Regions from separate parts of the Homo sapiens genome. Here regions 1 and 2 are each linked to region 3. Evidence: chromatin contacts called from ENCODE Hi-C or POLR2A ChIA-PET data. All regions are on one chromosome and are shown on one strand. The core of a region is the stretch at or near the end of the contact, and the rest is flanking DNA. Distances in the headings are between cores, read along the strand shown. Region 1 holds the start of ATP13A2 (ATPase cation transporting 13A2). Region 2 has its middle 8.0 kb from the start of RNU1-2. Region 3 overlaps SZRD1 (SUZ RNA binding domain containing 1).

What was found. Hi-C counts contacts between places; a loop is a spot of excess contacts on that map. ChIA-PET counts read pairs that join two places held with the same protein, here RNA polymerase II (POLR2A). Pooled maps may share reads with other maps.
Region 1: a pooled map shows a loop between it and region 3 (3-fold over the local background). The contact joins the promoter of ATP13A2 here to the enhancer-like site in region 3. A Hi-C loop is called at or near these places in 1 of 168 maps with a recorded cell type or tissue (CD8-positive, alpha-beta T cell) and 1 of 50 pooled maps. POLR2A ChIA-PET finds 5 or more read pairs at or near these places in 2 of 52 experiments (CD8-positive, alpha-beta memory T cell and WTC11).
Region 2: a loop to region 3 is called in a pooled map, with 3 times the contacts of the local background. The contact joins two enhancer-like sites. A Hi-C loop is called at or near these places in 3 of 50 pooled maps. POLR2A ChIA-PET finds 5 or more read pairs at or near these places in 2 of 52 experiments (AG04450 and activated naive CD4-positive, alpha-beta T cell).

The regions. Positions count from the first base shown.
Region 1 is chr1:17,009,906-17,014,274 of GRCh38, forward strand. It overlaps ATP13A2 (ATPase cation transporting 13A2), which reads right to left and starts at 2,023. Exons shown (of 29, transcript NM_022089.4): 1 at 1,824-2,023. The coding sequence starts at 1,833. RefSeq lists enhancers at 275-354, 1,118-1,167 and a silencer at 1,658-2,187.
Region 2 is chr1:16,901,816-16,906,223 of GRCh38, forward strand. No RefSeq gene overlaps it. Among named protein-coding and RNA genes, the nearest start is that of RNU1-2, 8.0 kb to the left of the region's middle. RefSeq lists enhancers at 2,013-2,292, 2,479-3,118, 2,763-2,812, 2,913-2,962, 3,119-3,758 and a silencer at 3,499-3,793. Within about 2 kb of position 2,435, at least 41 of the 41 ENCODE cell types and tissues checked have a DNase peak (open chromatin) inside an H3K27ac peak, as active enhancers do.
Region 3 is chr1:16,385,147-16,389,670 of GRCh38, forward strand. The region is part of intron 1 of SZRD1 (SUZ RNA binding domain containing 1); the gene reads left to right. Among named protein-coding and RNA genes, the nearest start is that of SZRD1, 20 kb to the left of the region's middle. RefSeq lists enhancers at 435-935, 936-1,436. Within about 2 kb of position 1,830, at least 20 of the 41 ENCODE cell types and tissues checked have a DNase peak (open chromatin) inside an H3K27ac peak, as active enhancers do; they include CD8-positive, alpha-beta T cell, where a contact is called at or near this core.

The sequences.
Region 1 (4,369 bases), core at 773-3,272, 620 kb after region 3:
GCAGGGATCAAGCCCAGGGCACTCTCTCCTGCAGTACATCTGTTTATCCCCAGCCACAGCCCAGTCTCCCCAGGGCTTCTGTGGGCTCAGACCAGCCCAGAACAGGCACCCACAGGCTGTGTGGGGGGGCGAGAGCACCTTCATGATGGCATTGCTCTTTTTTTTGAGATGGAGTCTTCCCCCCCCGTTCCCCCCTTCCCCCCTGCCCGTCTCCCAGGCTGGAGTGCAGTGGAGAGATCTCAGCTCACTGCACCCTCCACCTCCCAGGTTCAAGCAATTCTCCTGCCTCAGTTCCTGAAGTAGCTGAGACTACAGGCACATGCCACCACACTCAGCTAATTTTTGTATTTTTAGTAGAGACGGGGTTTCCCCATGTTGGCCAGACTGGTCTTGAACTCCTGACCTCAAGTAATCCGCCTGCCTCAGGCTCCCAAAGTGCTGGGATTACAGGCGTGAGCCACCACGCCTGGCCTGTCATTGCTCTTCTGATGAACAGCAGCTCCCATGGAGTGCTCACCATGCCCTGCGGAAGCCCTTCAGTGTGCTAACTCAATGAAGCTTCACACACAACCCTCTGGGGTAGTGACTATTATTATCCCCATTGTACACCTGGGGAAACTGAGGAACAGCATGTGAATCCCTTGTCCAGGGTCATAGAGCTTGAAAGGGGAGAAGCTGGAAATGAGTGTGTCTGAATGGGCACATTCTTTCCCACAGCCATTCCATGAAAAGTACAGATTAGGATTCCCATTTAAAACGAGGCCCAGAGGAGTAGATTGACAAGCACAAAGTCACACAGCTATGAGGGGCCAAGACTGGACTTGAACCTCGTCTGAGGTCACAGCTCGGGGCAGTGTCACCAGCACTGTGGATCAGAGGGGCTAGAGCCATTTGGGACCTCTTATTTCCTGCGGAAGCCTTGGCTTCCTGCTGGTGACCTGGCAGCGGCCCAGGGCGGCTGCCTCCTCCCTGGCTGTGGTTCCCGGCGGCGGGGAGCTCCTGTCTTCTGCCAGGCTGAGGCGGGAGTGTGTGTGAACCATCTTCCCATCTTTGGATCTGGATTCTAGGGGCTGTCTTTCCTCATTCCTTCCCCTCCCTCGCCGGGGGGTGCACTCTAGGCTGTGGGGCTGGGGGCTGAGTGACAGACACTGAGATGAGACCTTTCTGGATAGGGGAGGAGGACTGGCCCCATTCCCGGCAGGTGGGATTTAAATTAGACCCTGGAGGAGTGGGCGTAGGACATCTGGCCAGGGATGGGTTGCATGGAGGGTGTGGCCCTTGGCCCTGGGTGTGACGGGTTTTCTCTGGGGTCTGAGGCAGGAGGTCAGGAGTGGCGCTGTGGCCCAGGACATCTACCCAGGAAATGGAGTCCCGACTCCCCCAACGCCATTCATTCATTCATTCAGCCCAGAGGGGTTGCCCAGAGGCCCGAGGATGCAGCCGTCTCCCCCACCTGGACATCCGTCACTCGGGGTGGGATCCGATTAAGTGGGCGTGGGGTGGCCTCCCCGTCCCCGCACGGCCCCAGGACCCTCTTGCACAAGCGCCCGGCTTCCAATCCCGCGGCTGAGGGGTGCAGGGGAGGGGAGGGACCGGCTGCGAGCGGCGGCGCCATCCCCAGCCCCGGCGTCTCTGGGAAGAAACCGGGGCCGAGTCCCCGTCAAAAGGGAGGGGACGGGCCAGGATCCCCAACCAGGTCCCGCTTCCTGGGCTCGCGACCCCGCGGTGGGGGGCGTCGCCTCCCCTCTCCCTCCAAGGGGTGACGACAACTGGCGGGCCGGGGACCGCGCCGGGCTCGGGGCCGACCCGGACTCCGCACTCACCTGCGCTCATGCCGGCTCCTCGCGCTCATCGCCGGCCCCGGCGCTGCGGCCCTCGGCCTGGGCCCCGGCGTGCGCAAGGCCCTGGGCGGGGGCGCGGTCCGGACGGCCCGGGGCGAGGGGCGCTGGGCTAGCGCGGGGCTGGAGCAGGGCTGACGCGGGCGGGGCACCTGGGCCACCAGGCTCGGCGCGGCTCCGACACTGCCGCAGTCCCTCCGTGCGCGCCGCAAGCCCCGCCCGGCCCTCTGCGGCCCTCGCAGCGCCCGCGCCGGGGCTGCCGGGACTTGTAGTCCCCGCCTGCTCCTCCGCACACACCGGGGGCGGGGCGACCGGAGACACACACCTCACGGAGGTAGCCCCCGCCAGCACGTCCCAGTGGTTAGGGACTGTGCGTGCTGGTCCAGCTCTCCATGTCTTCCAGGCCGCGCGACCGTGAGCAAGTCACTGATCCTCTCTGGCCCTCTTTTCCCAACCTGTAGGATAGCAATGCCTGCTTCACAGAGAACTGCTGCGAGGATCACACAAGAAAATGCTTGTCAACTGGGCGTGGTGGCGCATGCCTGTAATCCCAGCTACTCGGAGACTAAGCCAGGAGAATCGCTTGAACCCAGGAGGCGGAGGTTGCTGTGAGCCGGGATCATGCCATTGCACTCCAGCATGGGCAAAAAGAGCGAAACTCTGTCTCAAAAAAAAAAAAAAAAGAAAATGCGTATCAAGCACTTGAGACAGTGCCTGGCGCTGCTTGATGAATGCAAAGAAGGAAGACACACCTGCCCAGAGATTCACAGGGTCAGATGTGGGCCCACAGAGACCCAGGGAGAGTCTGCCATGATGCACTGGAGGCCTTGAAATGCCAGAGAAAGAGAAGCCTCACAGCGTGACCTGCAGACACACCTGCACTGGGGGGATTCATGAAGACCCCTGAAAGGCACCAGAGATGTCTTACCTGCGTGCAGCATTTATCCTGCTACCCCATAGTGACCGGCACAGGCATAGTGTTCCCTGTCTCCAGGACCTCTGGACAGAGGAGCTCCAAAGGGGAGAGTGGATCTGTGAGATCCTAGGGCAAACAAGGGAAGGTTCACGTTAGGGCCAAGGATAGACGTGGGCAGGATCACTGGTCATTTGTCCAGTATGAATTTATGGAGTGCCAGCACCACTGTGGGAGCCAGGAACGTGAGAGTGAACAAAACAGAGATGCCCCTGTCCCTGCGGAGACTGCTGTCTACTGGGAAGTAGCCCTAGTCAAGGAAAGGAAAACTCCAACGATCCCTATTGTGGAAGGGGCTGGAAGGAGACACAGCTGTGATGGTGGTGAGGGTGTGGGTAGGGGATAGACCCCAGGAGGGAAAGCAGCACCTGATTCATAGCAAGATCCCAGTGAACATTTGGTACAGGAACACACGTTGGCAGGACTTGCTGGTGGATAGGATGTGGGGGTGCAGGAATGTGTGGAATTCAAGATGCTCCCCAGGGTTTTGGCCTGAGCAGCTGGGTGCCAGTGGAGCCATTTACTCAGCTGGGGCAGGCTGCCCGAGCCAACCAGTTGCGGGTCATTCCTGTTGACCACCTGGGCCATGGGACTGGCTTCCTTGGGTCAGGTGACAAGAGTTCTTTCATCTTCCGGTGACACTTCCAGGGGAGGCAGGCTGCTTAACTTTTCAGAACTCCCATGTCCTCCCCCAGGGCTTAGCTCAATTTCTGGCAGGAACCCAGCCTCCAGGGCAGCAGGAAGGCTGGGTTTGGAAATGGCTAGCCCAGGTGGCCTTGGCAAGAGGCAGTATGGTACAGTGGCAAGGGGCTGGGTTCTGGCATCAGAAAGACATGGATGCATGAGTTGCTTTCTAGCTGTGTGAGCTTTAAAATGTCACTTTCCTTCTCTAAGGCTCTCCTTCCCCTCACCTACAAAATGGAAGGCATGGAGAGGATGAAATGAGATGGCAGGAACTTGGTAGAAGCCAGCTGCTTGCTTTAGATCCTGGCACTGGATTAGCGGCTTCATAAAAGCAGAGGTACTCCAGTCTGGGTGAAAGACTGAGACTCCCTCTAAAATAAATAAATAAATAAATAAATAAATAAATAAATAAATAAAAGCAGAGGGCTTGGGGACTGCATGGGGGACTGCCTTGCAAGGGTGCCCCCTTCATTCTTTTTATTGCTAAGGCTGCCTGGCCTTAAAGGGGCTCTATTCCCTGAGCCAGCTGGGAAGGAGCCGCACCTGCAGCTCGTCCCTTCTCCTTAATGAGGGAGGAGGCCAGAGGAAGCTTCCTTCCAAACCACAGAGCATGTGGGAGGCCTTGCCATCTGCTTGGGGTTACCTTTGGGGAAGTGGCTCTCGGTGTGTGGTCATCGAGGAGGTCTGTGGCCCAGGCTGTCTTCCCGGATAACCGTGTCTGAAATTTCCAGTCCCACGTGGGTGAGAACCGACTGAACAGCTTCCCTTCTAGGCTGTGGCTCTCTTGGGAACCCACGGAGAGGGCGTAATAGGCCTGGTCCCAGTGGCAAAAAGCTTGAGAAATCACTAATTTGGGCGAGTTTATTCCAGAGCA
Region 2 (4,408 bases), core at 1,185-3,684, 520 kb after region 3:
TTTATCAATCAATTCACATGCTGGTGAAGAAGGCAAGGCCACTAACTGGTTGCAAAGGCAAATTGGAAGGATTTTCAAAAAGGGACTGAAGCAGAACATGAAAGGTTCACATTTTCACCAAATATCTCCATGTTGCCACTCCCCAGGTCCTTCCTAAAAATATAGATTGGAGGATAATTCAGCATTGTACTAAAAAGCCAGACAAATCTGTCTTTGCTTAATTAAAATGGTTTGAGAGCCAGGTGTGGTAGCTCATGTCTTTAATCCCAGCACTATAGGAGGCCAAGGCGGGCGGATCACTCGAGGTCAGGAGTTCGAGACCAGCCTGCCAACATGGTGAAACCCTGTCTCTACTAAAAATACAAAAATCAGCCAGGTGGCTACTCAGGAGGCTGAAGGAAAAGAATCGCTTGAACCCAGGAGGCAGAGGTTGCAGTGAGCTAAGATCCTGCCAGTGCAATACAGCCTGGGTGACAGAGAAAGACTGTCTCAAAAATAAAAATTAAAAAAAAAAAGAAAAAATCAGCAGCGTAGTAGAAGTATAATGCACACAAGAATGATAATCATGAAGACAATCTGATTCTAGAAGAGTAAGGGAACCTATTCCATTAGAGAGCCAACTGAAAACATCAAATCCCAGTTCACACCCCAGGGTGTGGGGGCACGTGCCTGTAGTCCCAGCTACTCGGGAGGATTAGTAAGGAGGTTTGCTTGAATATGTGAGGTCAAAGCAGAAGTAAACCCTGATCATGCCACTGCACTCCAGCCTGGGTGACAGTGAGACCTTGTCTCAAAAACAAACAAACAAAAAACCCACAAAACCAAACAACAACAAATTGTCACCTCACTCTGAAATGACAGTGGCAAACATCACTTTGCTATTGGAAAATTAAAAGAAAAACACTCCCTCTTGCTATCAACCTGCCCTCTTGCTCTAACATGTCTGACCCATGGTTTAAAATGCCCAAAAGCTGATGTACTCAAATTATAATACACTTACCTGTTCTGCACCAGCATTTATTTTTGTCTGGAGGAGATCACCATCCATGGTCCTGTAAATGTCTAACGGCATGGAATGATGAAGGGCAGTGTCTTTTAGGATATTTGGTTATATCTATATATATGGCTCTGAAGAAACCCAACATTGGGCGAGTTCCCTCAAACTTTTCACTAGGCATGACCACTGCTCTATTTTAGATAGAGATTCTGTGGGGCAAAACCTGAGAATTATCTGCCTGGCTATCAAGAAGATAGCTCCTTGCATTTTTTTGGGGAGAACACTTGCTTCAAGGGAGTGTTTCCTCCCAGGATTACAAATCTTTTTGTAACCTCAGGAAACATTGCTGATGAAAACCAGGCATGGTGGCTCTGGCCTGTAATCCCAGTGACTCAGGGGCTGAGACAGGAGAATCACTTAAGCCAAAGAGTTTGAGGCTGCAGTGAGCTATGATGGCGCCACTGCACTCCAGCCTGAGCCACAGAGCCAGACACTGTCTCTGAAAGAAAAAGAAAAAGAAAGAAAAACATTGCTGATGAAACTGCGGCCTCTTTTGCAGCTCTATAAAAAGGTATTTAGTCACTGGCTAAGGTTGTACTAGATAATCACATCACTTTAGGTGATACATTTAGCTGAGCAGGGAGATGTGTGGTGGCAAATACCTTTTGTTGCATATACATATACATTTCCCATGTAGTAGAACCTTCTCTAGAAAAAATCAGAAAAGAAGCCACTTGGCTGCAAGAAATCACTAAAGAAGAAATGGGGTTTGATGTTTTCCCTGATGTTTTCAGTTGGCTGAAACATCAAATCCCAGTTCCCTGGTTCCCTTACTGTTCCAGGATACAGATTCTCTTTGTGATGATCATTCTTGTATGCATTATATTTCTACTACTCAAATTATTAATGTTATGTATTTCTCATTGTTTTACTTCTTTTGAGAAACTAAATTCATGGTACTCTGAAAACTAGAGATGATTCAACAAGTGACAGCAACTATAGAATTGGCCGAGATATCTCTCTCTCTCTCTCTCTCTCTTTTTTTTTTTTTTTTTCCATGTTGTGATGCCACACCAGTTCAGCTTTTGGACGCTGTTAAAAAGAGAGGTCTCCTTCCCTCCCCTGACCCCCGTGTGGGACAGGACTATCTGGGAATGAGCCATTCTGGCAAGGAGGGACACAGCTTTTGATCGACAATGCTTTCAAGAAATACTTTTTTTTTTTTTAAACGGAGTCTCGCTCTGTCGCCCAGGCTGGAGTGCAGTGGGCGATCTCAGCTCACTGCAAGCTCCGCCTCCCGGGTTCACGCCATTCTCCTGCCTCAGCCTCTGCGAGTAGCTGAGACTACAGGCGCCCGCCACCACGCCAGGCTAATTTTTTTTTTTTATTTTTAGTAGAGACGGGGTTTCACCGTGGTCTCGATCTCCTGACCTCGTGATCGGCCCGCCTCAGCCTCCCAAAGTGCTGGGCTTACAAGCGTCAGCCACCGCGCCCGGCCAAGAAAGACTTTTCATCTAAAGGGAGAATGGGGAAAGAAGAGAACTTTTTTATTTTCAAATTCTCAGGCCCAGCGAGGCATTACATTGAGACAGCAACCACATTCTGCTTCCTTTTTGTACACTACTGTATTTGAAAAACAAAAAAACAAACCTACAAGACTCATAAAACTGGACAACTTTCTTTATAACACTACTACTCGTAAAACCAGTAAGGATGGCTGGTTTGCAGTTATCTGAGCAGCTTCTCTAGTTTCATAGACATGATTTCTCTCTGTTATTAAAGGGCTCCCAATTTTAAGTGGAATGCTACTTCACAAAGATAACCAGGTTTGAAAGGGTCCGGTTTGCTTTGTAATCCGAAACGTTCCAGTCTGCTATTAAAAGCCATTATTTGAAGACGGGTGCACAGGCTTCCAGCTGCCCGCCAGAAGGGTCCTCCGCAGGACACAGGTTAAGTAATCACTTCTTCGGGGGAGACTAGATGCAGGGTCTCGGCGCACCTCCCCAAAAGACAAGGGCGAGACAGAAAGGAGGGACAGGCGGACGTCACTTCCCCCGCCGGCTGCGGCACCGGGTTGGTGGGCTGAGTGGAGGAGGGTGGGGCGGAAGAACAGAAGGGGACTGGGAAAGGCACTGTTGGTGACATCACCGATAGGGCGTTTCTATGTAGATGAGGCAGCGCAGGGGCTGCTGCTTCGCCATGAAGGATTTCCCGTGCTGTAGGAGCAAGTCCGGGACCGCTGGCTGGACGTGAGCGTCCTAGCTGTGCGTTAGGGCTAGGAGGGCTCAGGGTGATTGGGGATTGGCTGGGGTGGTGCTCGGGGCAAGTGACCGTGCGTGTAAAGGGTGAGGCGTATGGAGCTGTGGCGGGGCGGAAGTTCACATGTGTGGTATGTAGAGCACATGTTATGGTTATCAAAGTGGTTTACTGTAAGGCTGAGGGCTATGCATTCTATGGCTATGTTGTTGTCTCTTATTTTTCCAAACGTGGAAACCTCTGTTTTGTAACTTGTAGTAATAAGGTAGAAATTAAAAAGAAAAAGTATTTTCCTGTACTTGCTTGGCTGCAAGGTCAGGAACAGATAGTTTCTGAAAAACCACATCGCTGAGAAATGAGTTCTGGAGACTCTCTTAACAGTCTGTTATCCCTAGGAAGGATAAGAGCAAGAAACAGCAAATGCTTTTATTACCTTCTCTTTTCCCTTTACCATTTCTCACTATTCAAGTTTTGTTAAGTTCTTGATTTCCCTTCAGTGCAGCTGCAAGGTCACCAGCTATTCTTGCCTCGTGAGACCTGTCACAGTTTGACTAGCTGCCTTTGTTCTGCTTCTGTAAGCCCTCTTGCCTGCCCCGCGAGTTTGGTGCCATCATAGTCCCACCATGCCATTCAAACTAGCCAACCCCCTTTTTGAAGTGTGTATAAAAGTCAAACCCTGTCTTTGTTCGGGGCTCAGCCTTTGGATTTTAATCCTCTGGGCCTGAGGGCACTCAATAAAATCCTCCTGTTCCACCCATTGGTCTCTCTGTTCTCCTGATTCCCACAACAGTAGTAGGGGACTGTGTCTGCACTTTCCCCTGGTCTTTCACGGTATGAATAATAGCCTTTTTTTTTTCGCCTATAGTCGCAGGCTCGGTCTCAGTGATTTTATGGTGTGGTCAGCTGTTTTTGTTTTTGTGAGACCTTGTTTACTGTCCTGGGACAGATGTCTGTAGTCACTTGTTTCCTTGGGAGGCAAATTTCAGTCTCTGTGGCAGAGGTCTCTCATGTTAGCTGTGGTGGTACTTGGCAGGCGGAGCTCAGGGATCTAGGCTTCCCTGCTTTGTAGACTGCTCAATGGTCCCCAAGGCCTACTGGCTTTTACCACCACTTGAAAACCTTAGTGTTTTTCCACTGTCCCCAGAGTCACCTCTT
Region 3 (4,524 bases), core at 580-3,079:
GTCGTGTTGGTGACACTGGAGACCAGAGGATTCCGGTTCTCAGAGAGAGGGATGCTGTGATGGAGTAGGACAGTACAGTCTTTTGGCTTGTATACTGAGGCACAGAGTGGGGAGGCCTGCTGTCCTTGGGGAGTGGGTAGCAGCAGATCAGGCACCAGAAAGGGTGAGACACCCCCTCTGACCCTTGTAGTGTAACAGGTGTGAGTTTGTTCACTTTGTCTCTTGTGAGCTTGGCTAGTTCGAATCAGTCCCCCAGGGCATCATCACCCCAGGCTGTTGTGTAAACATTCGTACCTGAGAAGGTACAACTGTAATGGTGCTTATACTTGCTGTGCTTTACACTAAGACCCAGAATAGCCTATTTCTTCCTCTCCTCTGCCTTTCTCACCTTTCTTTTTTCCTTGTCATCGACCTCTTAACGTTACAGGAGTAAACCTACCACTGTAATCTGCTTCACCTTACAGACACATCCCTATCTTTTGTCACCTTTGTTCCTTTTGTAGCTTGTGACAGTAACAAACTGGGTTGTTTGAGGTGACCCCTTCCCTGCTCTCCTCCTTGGGAATGATCTTATCCGCATTGTACTCCTAGGTCCCATACCCTAACTTTTCAGCCAGAGGCACATTTATAGCAAGGTTAAGGGCATCAGCAGCCAGTGAAGCTGAGCTTCCTCCTCTGGTGAGTTAAAATTGCAAATGTTGACATCTGATCCCATTCACCTTGTGGTTGTGGCTCTCCTTTACCTCCCATAAAGGACCAGCCCTGTCGAGAACCACCTTCCTCCCCACTGTGCTTCTTCATGATTTCCTGCCTCCGCTCTTTCCTTCTGGCTTTGCTTGTTCTCTGAGACCGAGAAGCTTGTGTCCCATTTCTGTAGATGTGTAGCCTCATAGGACAAGTGATGTCAAGGTTTGGCAACAGTAGATCTTTTGCTTAGGATTTGGACCCGGAACACAGAATGTCACCTTCTGTGGGCTGCTTGGTGCTACTTGGCTGAAGAGCCTTTCCAGGAGCAGGAGCCATAGGAGATCACTTTCCTGGCCACCGCCCTGTGTGGTATGCTTGTGCCCTAGCACTTGCCTTGTGCCCACTCACAGCAGTCACAGCGATGGTTTTCTTTGACTAGCGATGGAGGTCAGGCCTCTAACACAGGAGCCTAGACCTTGGGCAGGACTCTGCATCCTTGTCTAAAGAGAGGGTTCCCTTAGGTAGTACGATTCCTTATTTCAGGCCTGCATCTAGATGCTTCCCCACACAAGTTCTGAGGCCTGTTTAATTCCATTGGGCTATTGCATCTCTGGGGGAGATGCACATTTTCCTTGTAATACACCCTGTAGGAAAGTTTTGACTTGGTCCAGCTTTTCAGAGCATGAGTCTGAGAGCAGATTGATTGCAAGGCCTTGTCTGAGAAGAGAATAGACTGACTCATGATACCTGGACAGACTCCAGAGGGAGATGCGATGCCCTCTCCAGCTGCTGGCAGAGCATTCCTTCTCCTGCTTGGGCGCCTCTGAGCATGCTGGCGTCCAGCTGGCCATCTAAAGATGACCAGGATCCACTTTCCACCAAAGCTGCTTGGGTTTCCATCCCATTCTGTAATCTTATGGAAGAATCCCTCTCCAGCTCTGATAAAGCTCTTCTGCCTTTCACAGTGGAGTTGGATGAGAGTTGTAGTTCTTGGCATGCCAGGGAGCAGTGTGGAATTGGGGGAGATGACCAATATCTAATGGTTTATACTGGCATTTCCAGGGGATTTGAGCAATTGTCGGGGGAGGGTGGTATGTCAGCATAGGGGCCTCAAAAGGCGAATTCTAGGGCTGTCTCTGTGGTTTACTACCTTGTGACCTTGGGTAAGTTCCCTAACCCTCATCTGACAGAAGGATAAAAGCTACTTTGTCTGCCAAACAGGGCTGGTGTGAGCAGAAAATGAATGTCTGGGGAAGAATGTTGACAGCCATAATACATTATATCGATATAAGGTATTATTTTAAAAGCTATTAGTATTATATTACATGCCAAGTATGTTAATCATGTTCTAGTTTGGGGACAGAGGCGCATTTACTCAGACATGGCCTACGATGTCCTCTTGAAGCGCTTTTCTTCCACCCAGGCTCCTTGTGCTGGAACTGGGCAGATGGTCCATCTTCCTTAAACCCTAGAGGAAGAAGGAAGCAGTTTGCTTTCCTCAGAGGAGACCTGGATGGGACTTCTCAAATTCACTCTAATGTGTGAGGCCCATTTCTCTCTCTGTCTTATTTGGCTCTCGCAGCGATATGAAAGTGAAAGTTCACATAGTGAAGTTGGAAAATTCAGTGCATTGCCATAAAAATACTGATTTGGTTTCTTCTGCGCTAGATCTGGCCCTGTCTGCCAAAGCTTGTTGGCCGTCATTAGGCAGGGCAAGTGCTCTTTGGTGCCCTGCAGCCCCTTCACTTCCCCAGGTATGCTCCGTGCGAGTGGAGTTTGGCTGCTTGCCTGGTCTATGAAGGCATTTGGTCTCAACCCTCAAAGGCTTCTAAATTCTACAGCTGTCAAGGCTCTGTTTATGATGGAGAAACTCGAATAGGCAGTCTTGTATTTAGAGTGGAGCGAAATGATACAGTATGAAACTTTAAAACAAGAAGTTACTTGTGAGAAGCCCTTAAAAGGTAATAGGCAATAGACTAATATGAGCTGTAGTACTTACTCAGGTAATAACACTGGTATTAATAGAATTAATACAATTCCATCAATACAGTCATTTTCAGGACAGAGTACGTAGTGGACATAGATTCTGTGTGAGTGTCTGTGTTTGTCAGTTCACAGAAAACATCCAGGTCGTTCTCTTATTATTGGTGTACCTTTTCCATTCAGTCATTCAGCATTCTTTGGCACCAACTGTGTTCCAAGCTGGAGCGAGAGGTTTCCATTTTAGTGCCTTTCTGGCCCCTCCAGAGATTTGATGGTGCCTCAGAATACAATAAATTACATATATATATATATTTTGAGACAGAGTCATGCTCTATTGCCCAGGCAGGAGTGCAGTGGCATAATCTCGGCTCACTGCAACCTCCGTCTCCCAGGTTCAAGAGATTCTCCTGCCTCAGCCTCCTGAGTAGCTGGGATACCACGCCCAGCTAATTTTTGTATTTTTAGTAGAGACGGGGTTTCACCTTGTTGACCAGGCTGGTCTTGAACTCCTGACCTCAAGTGATTCACCCACCTCGGCCTCCCAAAGTCAAAGTGCTAGGATTGTAGGCGTGAGCTACCATGCCCAGCCAAATATATAAATATATTTTAAACACAAGTTAGTACCAATCAGGATAGGTGTCAGTGTTAGACTAGATTTAAATCTAGTTTCATATGGTTAATCTAGTTCATACTGTTTACAAGAGATGCAAATAAGGACATGGAAAGGTGAGAAAAACTATGTTCTAGGAAATACTGACCAAAAGAAAGCTGGCCAACTTTATTAATATGAAACAATACATTATAAGGCAAAAAAGATCACATCATAATGATACACTGTTTAACTTACTAGAAAGAATAAGTCTTTTTTTTTTTTTTTTTTTTTTTTTGAGACAGAGTCTTGCCCTGTCGCCCAGGCTGGAGTGCAGTGGTGTGATCTCCACTCACTGCAGCCTCCCTAGTAGCTGGGATTACATGTGCGCACCACCACGCCTGGATAATTGTTGAATTTTTAAATAGAAACAGGTTTTCACCCTGTTGCCAAACTGGTCACAAACTCCTGACCCCAAGTGATCCGCCTGCCTCAGCCTCCCAAAATGTTGGGATTACAGGCATAAGCCACTGTCACTGTGCCTGGCCAATAATTCTTAATTCTTTACCTGGTCAGTAGATCAAATGAGTCAGTAAGAATTTACAAGATTAGAACAATATAGCTAACCAGCTTGAACTTTGAACTGCACCCATCAACTGGAGAATAGTTATTTCCTTTTTTTTTTTTTTTTTTTTTGAGACAGAGTCTCGCTCTGTCGCCCAGGCTGGAGTGCAGTGGCACGATCTCAGCTCACTGCAAGCTCCACCTCCCAGGTTCACGCCATCCTCCTGCCTCAGCCTCCCGAGTAGCTGGGACTACAGGCACCCACCACCACGCCCGGCTAATTTTTTGTATTTTTTTGAGGGGGGGTGGGGGGGGGGCAGAGTCTTGCTCTGTCGCCCAGGCTGGAGTGCAGTGGCGCCATCTCGGCTCACTGCAAGCTTCGCCTCCCGGGTTCACGCCATTCTCCTGCCTCAGCCTTCTGAGTAGCTGGGACTACAGGCGTCCTGCCTCAGCCTTCTGAGTAGCTGGGACTACAGGCGCCCGCCACAACGCCTGGCTAATTTTTTTTTTTTTTGTATGTTTAGTAGAGATGGGGTTTCCACTGTGTTAGCCAGGATGGTCTCGATCTCCTGACCTCGTGATCCGCCCACCTCGGCCTCCCAAAGTGCTGGCATTGCAGGCGTGAGCCACCGTGCCTGGCCAATTTTTTGTATTTTTATTAGAGACGGGGTTTCACCGCGTTAGCCAGGATGGTCTCAATC